Regions from separate parts of the Homo sapiens genome. Here region 2 is linked to region 1. Evidence: chromatin contacts called from ENCODE Hi-C or POLR2A ChIA-PET data. All regions are on one chromosome and are shown on one strand. The core of a region is the stretch at or near the end of the contact, and the rest is flanking DNA. Distances in the headings are between cores, read along the strand shown.

Region 1 (3,614 bases), core at 318-2,817:
TCCCAATGGGCATTTGACCTCCTCTTGCTCTTGCTAAATTCATGTTATAAACACTCCAAGCAAGCTTCCAGGTCTCTTTGTGGCTCCATTTCTTCACTATAAAATGAGGAAATGGTACTGTATTATCTCTGGGGTCCCTTCAAGTCCTACATTCTATCACCTCTCTGAAGTTATTTGTTCATTGTTCTAAGAATAATCTCAACAGTTGTAAAGATGTTTACAAGTCCTCTGTCACCACCTCACCTTAGCCAAATTTTACCCATTCACATTTCTGACAGCCTCATTTATTGGCAGGAAGAAAAGGTGCTGTTTTGGGGCATGGCAGAAGAGAGGCGCCTGACCCACTCATGTGATCAAAGTGTGTCGAGCGCCCACAGCGGGCCAGACTCTGAGCTACGAGTTGGGTGTAGAGACACGAGCAAAACAGACAAGCCCCTGACCTCTGGGGCTTTACCATGCAGTTGGCAGACTTCTAAGTGGCTGCTCCCAGAACTGACTGAGTGGCCTCAGGAAGCTCTATTTCAAACCAAGTGACTGGCGGCAAATGAAAGAAGGCTGCAGGTATCAAGAGGCAGAGCCTCATATCTCGGTGAATGTTGGGATGAGCATTCCCCAGAAACTGACTTTCCTGGTGGAAAATCCTGTTCAGAGCCTCTGCCCTGGGACCCCAAGGCTCTTGGTTGATTTATTTTCTTCCAGTCCAGTGCTACTGTTTGTTTTGGATGTGAAGAGATGTGAATGGCTCACCTTTTACAGGCAAGACCCACACACGGAGAAAAGCAAGCATTTCTTCCAGCTTAGTTGCCTTTGTGGGAAACTTCTGAAGATAGGTATATGTGTCCATGGTAATTTTCCACTTGCCAAAAAGTGAATCTATTGGCCCTCTTTTCAGCAAATACCAGAGCTGAGACATGGGGTTACAGGAGTGAGGTCAGGAGCTCCAGGGTCCTCCGTGACCTTGCCTGGCTTTGGAGTGACCTTGGGTGACTCAAAAGACCTCCTGCTGGGGCTGGATGCGGTGGTTCATGCCTGTAATCCCAGCACTTTGGGAGGCTGAGGCAGGAGAATCACTTGAAACTGGGAGGCAGAGATTGCAGTGAGCCAGTTGCACCACTGCACTCCAGCTTGGGCAACAGAGCGAGACCCTGTCTCAAAAAAAAAAAAAAGCCTCCTGCTGGTTAAGCATGCAGTCATGTGGAGGGGGAGGGTTGCTGGGTTGCAAAGGATGCTGTGGTCTTTGGGTGAGGGCGTGGTGTACCCTACTCATTATGGTATTCCAAAAAGCGACTTGAGTTTCATTTCCTCACACAAAGCTGGCAGGGCTGACCTGAGCAGACCGTGAATGAAACTCCTGTTGAAATCACGCTGTGCTGCAGCGGTTCTGGGGCTCATCCTAGGTCTGCCCTGGCGGCTGGAGAGTGTGCTGCTGTCTGACTCATGCCTGGGTTCTCCCCAGCTGGGCGGAGGGAGGGGGATCGGTCCAGTGGATTCTGACAGCCCCTTCTGCTCTTTTTCCAGGAACGTTCACTCACAGGGTACGCTCATGGAGAGAGGGCGCAGAGCAAACCATGTCACGCCATCCAATGACACCAGCTGGTCAGCTCACCACCCCCTCTGGCTAAAACTCAAGCAAATAAAGCCGCTTCCTGTCATTAAGCATCTCAGAGGAAGCAGCCCTCCCTCGATGGCCTCTAGCCCAGAGAAGCCCGCGCATCTTGGACCCACCAAGCAGGCCCAGCCTTCCTGCTGCCACCATCTCTGCTTCTCCCCAGAGGAACTTAGGGATTTCACCCCTGGCTTTTAAAAAAAACGAAATACCGACAAGCCACAAGGACCAATGTAGGTATTCTCCCCGCCCCATCTTCAAGGCTCAGCGACTGAGGCTGGAAGATGATATGGATTGGAACACAAAAAATCTTTTTTTAATCTTTTTAAAAACTGCTGTGGTTTTGCTGCTACACTAAGAATTGTGATTTGCATTGTACGGTTTTGGACCTATATTGTTCACGTTTTGATGGCGGAGAGGGGTGGTCCTGGAGGCCCAATGCTTCAGAGTCATCTCTGTCCTGCCCGGGATGCACTTTTAAATGAAGAGTTAGAATATTTTATTGGCTAATATACTTTTCTTGTTATTTTTACAAAGGCCACCTTTATCCTTTTTGATGCCATATTTTCAGTGTTACACTTTTATGGCTTTTAATTTTCGATTTGACAGATGTAAGAAGCAGCATGAATAGTTTATACTGTGGTTTTTCAGAGACTGAATGCCAAGAGAACTCGGTAAATGTTTATTCTTCTCAGCTTTCTCTTTAAATTCCCCTAAATAGCGCCCCATTTGGGAACAGAGCAAGAGTGTTGAACTGAAGACCAAAATGCCCTCAAGGTGTAAAATAATCCGAGGGGGAATATTTGCTGGGCGTCAGGAAAGACTCAGATGAAATTTCAACCCTGATGGTTTTCGGTGATCCAGGAAGTCAGTGAGACAATCTCTCTATATGCAGAGCCCTTTCATGATAATTAGAATGGTATGGACAAACCAATGAAAACAAGAGGGAAAGTGAGAAAGATCACCCATGATTCTGTTTCACTGTTTGCTTTCTCCTGTCATGGTTAAGAGAAATGTGCAATTCGATCCTCAATCAGTGGGTGGAGGATAACAGGGTAGATTCACTTGTGTGCACTTGTACAGTTGTAGCTGCGAGTCCAGAAGTCCTCTAGAGCATGTGTACTGGCACTGAGTTGGTGAGACAGTTGTGGAGTATCCCATTCTGATGAGTACAGAAAAAAAAAGAAAAAGAAAAGAAGAGAAAAAATTAAGAAAAAAATCAAAAAAGGAAGAAAACTAAAAAAAAAAAAAATCAAATCACCTTGTGATTCAGTGTATCTGTTTACTAACTCAAATAAAGCAATTGTTCCCTCTGGAGGGGTCCAGGTGCCCCCGCCCCACAAGGCCGCGGAGCCTCAGCAGGAGGGGTGGCGAGTTGCGGGTGGGCAGGGCCAGGACGGTGTGGCGCCAGCCTTGAAGCACCACGGCCCAAGGATGCGGTGTACATACTGTATTTCTAGATTCTCCTTTGTACAGAGTCACTTCACAAGTCAAGCTACTGTTTTACAGGTGCTCCTTATTTATTAGAGCTGTGAGAGCTTGGGGGACACACCTGGCGAGCAAGCTCGCTTTTTAAAAATGAAATTTGGGGGCAGGGGAAGGGGAGGCGGGAGGGAGGGGAAGCTCGCAAGCCCGGGGAGAGATTTATAAAAGTAAACAAAAGAAAACCTTCCAGCAACAAATTAAAAAATAATAACAAATCAACCCCAGCACCAAACCCACCCAGGCAGGAAGAAGCCGCCCCTCCTCTGGGGCCATATTTTTCTGCTGGGTCACAACATTCTCCTCTCCCTGACTGGTGTCAGATTCATCAAACAAAAAATAAATCTCGAAGAAAAAAAATGCACTTACATGTGCTTATTTGGCTTTTCTCATTATTATGACTACTGTTTTTTTTTGTTTTTTGTTTTTTGTTTTATTACAGAGGTGTTCATTTTTCTCCCCCTGGGAAACATTTTAAAAAATAGAACTAAGGAGTTTTAAAAGATGGTAAGCTACTGGGATGGCA
Region 2 (3,544 bases), core at 1,012-3,511, 130 kb after region 1:
ATTTTCTAATTTTCTTATTTGTATCTTCCCGGTCCAGAGTTGTATTTGGGTCAAGGAGTGCATTCTTCTTCTATGAGTAGGACTTTAAACAAACGCTTTAAGGGCTCAGTTTCTCACTTAGACAGCAAAAGCAAGAAGAGGACCAACTCCCTGTGTCCCTTGTCCTAGAGGACAACACAAAACCTGCAGGAACAAGGTGACTGCGATCCGAGTGCTGTTGCGCCCCACTGCTGAGGAGCTGATCTCAGGCTGCAGCGAATCAGTTTCGTAGCCTGCAGCTGTGCCCTTAGACAGGGTGAGGCAGAAAGCCTCCCATCTCCTAAGCACCCAGAAGGCAGTGAGAAACATCTAGTGACAGCCTCCTGGGTGGATAGAGGGGTGAGTGGCCAATGGCCTTGTAGTAGCACCTCCCAAGCCTCCCACACTCTCATGCTCAGAGAGGATCACAGGTCACTCTTCCAGGACTGAGATCAGCCGTGGTCCAGCCTTGCCTATGTGGCCCATGTGGAGATGTGCAAGGTCACCGGGGTGCTGTGGTGGAGCCTGTCCTCTGCACTCCCCTCCTGACTTTGAGAAGTTAAATAGCTAGTAAGGGAGAGGAGACATCTGTACATGATATGGCAGGAGGACAGTTCTGAAGCAACTAGTATCTCACGGATAATGACCTAAGAGCCCAGGATGCTCAGAAAAAAAGAGAGGTCCTACGAGGCTGAGGTTTTCCAGGGCCACAAAACAGCCAAGGGAGGGGCAGAGCCTGGCGCATACCCTGCCTGACAGCTCCTCCGCACCTCACCCTCACTAGCTCCTTGCAGCCTAGTACTCCAAGGGGGCCTTGGGGTGCTCCCATTTTGCTACCAACCCTAGAGGACATCTAGGACAGCTAGGCTGAAGGCTCCCCTGTGTGCAGCCCTGCAGTCCCACTTTCCCTACTCCTAGCTCATTCCAGAAGGCTTTCATTATTATTTCCAAGTCTAAGAAAGTCTTCTGGAATAATGAAACTGACCTGCTTCTAATCTGAATCAAAGCTACAATGAGAACTCAAGTGAGTTGGATCGCAGCAGGTCTCAGAAGCTTCTAATCTGGGGCCCCCACTCATGGTTTTGTCTAAGGTTGGAGTCAAAGAAGAGGCATTACTTGTTCTTTGCTCAGCAAGAGGGAGCTTATCCTCTCTCCCACCAGTGTCAGTTTCTGCCTGAAATGTGAGTGGTTTCCCCTGGCTAGATGAAAAGGAGCCACCTACAAAAATTTGTGTTTCTCAAGGAAGTGGCTTTCCAGAGGCTCCTCCCCCACAGTCTTGCCTGAAAATTGCTACTTGGACAGAATCTTTCTATTCTACATCCTTTCTTGTGGCTGTAATTGACCCATTTCTATCACAGCACCTACAACATGTTATTCTGTTTATTGGCATCCCTGTCTCTCTGTTCTAATATGCTTGAGCTCCTTGGAGAAGGCTCTGTGTCTTCTTCCATCTATCCCCACCTGGTTCAGTGTCTGGCACATCTTAAGGATTGACAAATATTTATTAAATAAATGATGTATGAACAAATGAATGGACGATCAGTGTCCCAGCCCTCTTCCAGGACTCCTCCTATTCCTTAGCACTGAGGCAGCAGAGTCCAGCCCAGGGTACTTGTCTTTTGTTTTTAGTAGTGGCCACCAGGCTCAGAAATTTACCTGCAGAGGACTCAGCAACCACTTTCCAACAACAAGGCCACTGCAATAAGACGCAGAGCATCCCATGCTGCCAAGATGGCTCTTCGCCTACTTCATCTCTTTTAATTTTCACAATGGTTTTGAGATAAGCATTACTGTCCTCGGATTTCCAGATGAGGAGCTAAGGCCCAGAGAGGCTACATGAGATCACCCATTAGTGGGCAGAGGGTAGATTCCACCCCAGAGCTCTCTGCATAACTCCCTACAGCTGTCTCCCTGTGTCGGCCCTGGACAGAATTCAGAGAGCTGGCAACAGAGCTGGCTGGGGGACAGGAGAGAAATCTGATCCTTCAGGCCACATCTCCATGTCTCTATAGGATATAAAGAAATGGGACTGATACAACATGAAAGCTTGGATGGTATAAAGTAACCCAGTCAACTCTCTGGGCATGAAATAACCGGGTGAATAGAACAACATAATTATTTATTGCCTACAGAGCTGATCCGAATTTTTTTTTGAAGATTGCTAAAGAGTGGTTGCAGGCAGCAGTAAGACAGCAATTGCTGCGAGACACTTGTCTCTGCTAAGGAGGCAGCAGCTGCGACTGTCACTCAGCCTCGGCACTCACATCCCACAGTGTAAGGAAAGACACCTTAGAATGCAGCTACACACACACATATATATATATTTTTGCAAACCACTATTTCCTGTTTTGTTCTCTATTTATACTTTACATTTAGTTTTGAGAAAGCGCTGGTGGTTTGGTGTTTGGGTTGTTTCTAGTTCAATCTTTATCTATAAAGCAAATTCTCTTTTCAAGATGATTTTTTGTAATATAAACCAACAGTATAGCTAGATTCCTTTCACATACTTTGCTAATAAAAATTCTTACAACTTCAACAATAAAGCAACAAGATTCAAATAACACAAATCACAACTCTCCAAGTCGGCACCTTGCCAAGTAGGAATCCATTCACCAGTCTTGCGGGGGTGGGGTTGTGAATTCTTCAAGGAATTCCAACAGACATTTTCACACAGATTTTCAGGCATATAGATGCTCATCCTGAAGTACAGAAATGTGTAACTATGATACCTTCATATGATACTCTTTGGAAAACACTGAAGTATCTAAAACACTTTGTTACTGCTATGTAATGACACATAGCAACCCAATGTTTGCCCTCCAAGAACTGTCTAAGAAAGATACCACCTCGGACCCAGGGAACAATCAGCAGAAAATAAACATGAAAACAGCACCAGGACCAATGCCTTCACCTCTTGTGCAGGTCAAGGAAAGATGCATTTAGAGGTAAAAGGCAAGAGCAAGTGCACAGTTATCGTGAAATTGATTTTGTTTCTCCACATTTGGTAGCTGAAAGCTTTGCTTCCCCAATAGACAAGGACCATGTTTCTGCAAGGACCAGGAAAGCTGGCTTTGCATTGCAGTGGGCAGTAAGCAGAATAGCAGAGTGACTCTTGGGTATCAGTGTCCTGCCCTGTCAAACGGAGACTTCAGTACTTGCCAGAGCCATGTCACCAGGCTGCCATAAGGATCCCATGAGAAAATGACCATGAGATCCTGTCATAATTGGTAAACCCTGTGTGATACAAATTACTATTCTTCCTGGGTAATTATTTTCTTTTGTTCTCTTTGTAGAGAACAGAGAGTCAATAGAAACTCTATTTCCAACCATCTTGTTTGCAGTGTCCCTAAAGGCAACATAAAGACAGATCATTTCTTTTTATTTGCCAAGCAAAAGAAATACACCCATCCAGACAATGCGACATTCCTCATCTTTTTCTACAGAGCATCACGTTAGTCTTGTCTCCCATCTAGATGATGCCCATCTCATGGGGGTGAAGCTGCTACCAACACCCTGGTATTAGGGA

What was found. A loop is a pair of places that touch in the nucleus more often than their neighbours do. ChIA-PET counts read pairs that join two places held with the same protein, here RNA polymerase II (POLR2A). Pooled maps may share reads with other maps.
Region 2: a pooled map shows a loop between it and region 1 (3-fold over the local background). The contact joins two enhancer-like sites. A Hi-C loop is called at or near these places in 2 of 50 pooled maps. POLR2A ChIA-PET finds 5 or more read pairs at or near these places in 2 of 52 experiments (activated T-cell and naive thymus-derived CD4-positive, alpha-beta T cell).

The regions. Positions count from the first base shown.
Region 1 is chr6:107,656,689-107,660,302 of GRCh38, forward strand. SOBP (sine oculis binding protein homolog) reads left to right here. Exons shown (of 7, transcript NM_018013.4): 7 at 1,519-3,614. Among named protein-coding and RNA genes, the nearest start is that of SCML4, 170 kb to the right of the region's middle. RefSeq lists enhancers at 841-1,418, 1,167-1,216, 1,419-1,995, 1,457-1,646. Within about 2 kb of position 1,568, at least 21 of the 41 ENCODE cell types and tissues checked have a DNase peak (open chromatin) inside an H3K27ac peak, as active enhancers do.
Region 2 is chr6:107,785,135-107,788,678 of GRCh38, forward strand. The region is part of intron 1 of SCML4 (Scm polycomb group protein like 4); the gene reads right to left. Among named protein-coding and RNA genes, the nearest start is that of SCML4, 37 kb to the right of the region's middle. Within about 2 kb of position 2,262, at least 5 of the 41 ENCODE cell types and tissues checked have a DNase peak (open chromatin) inside an H3K27ac peak, as active enhancers do.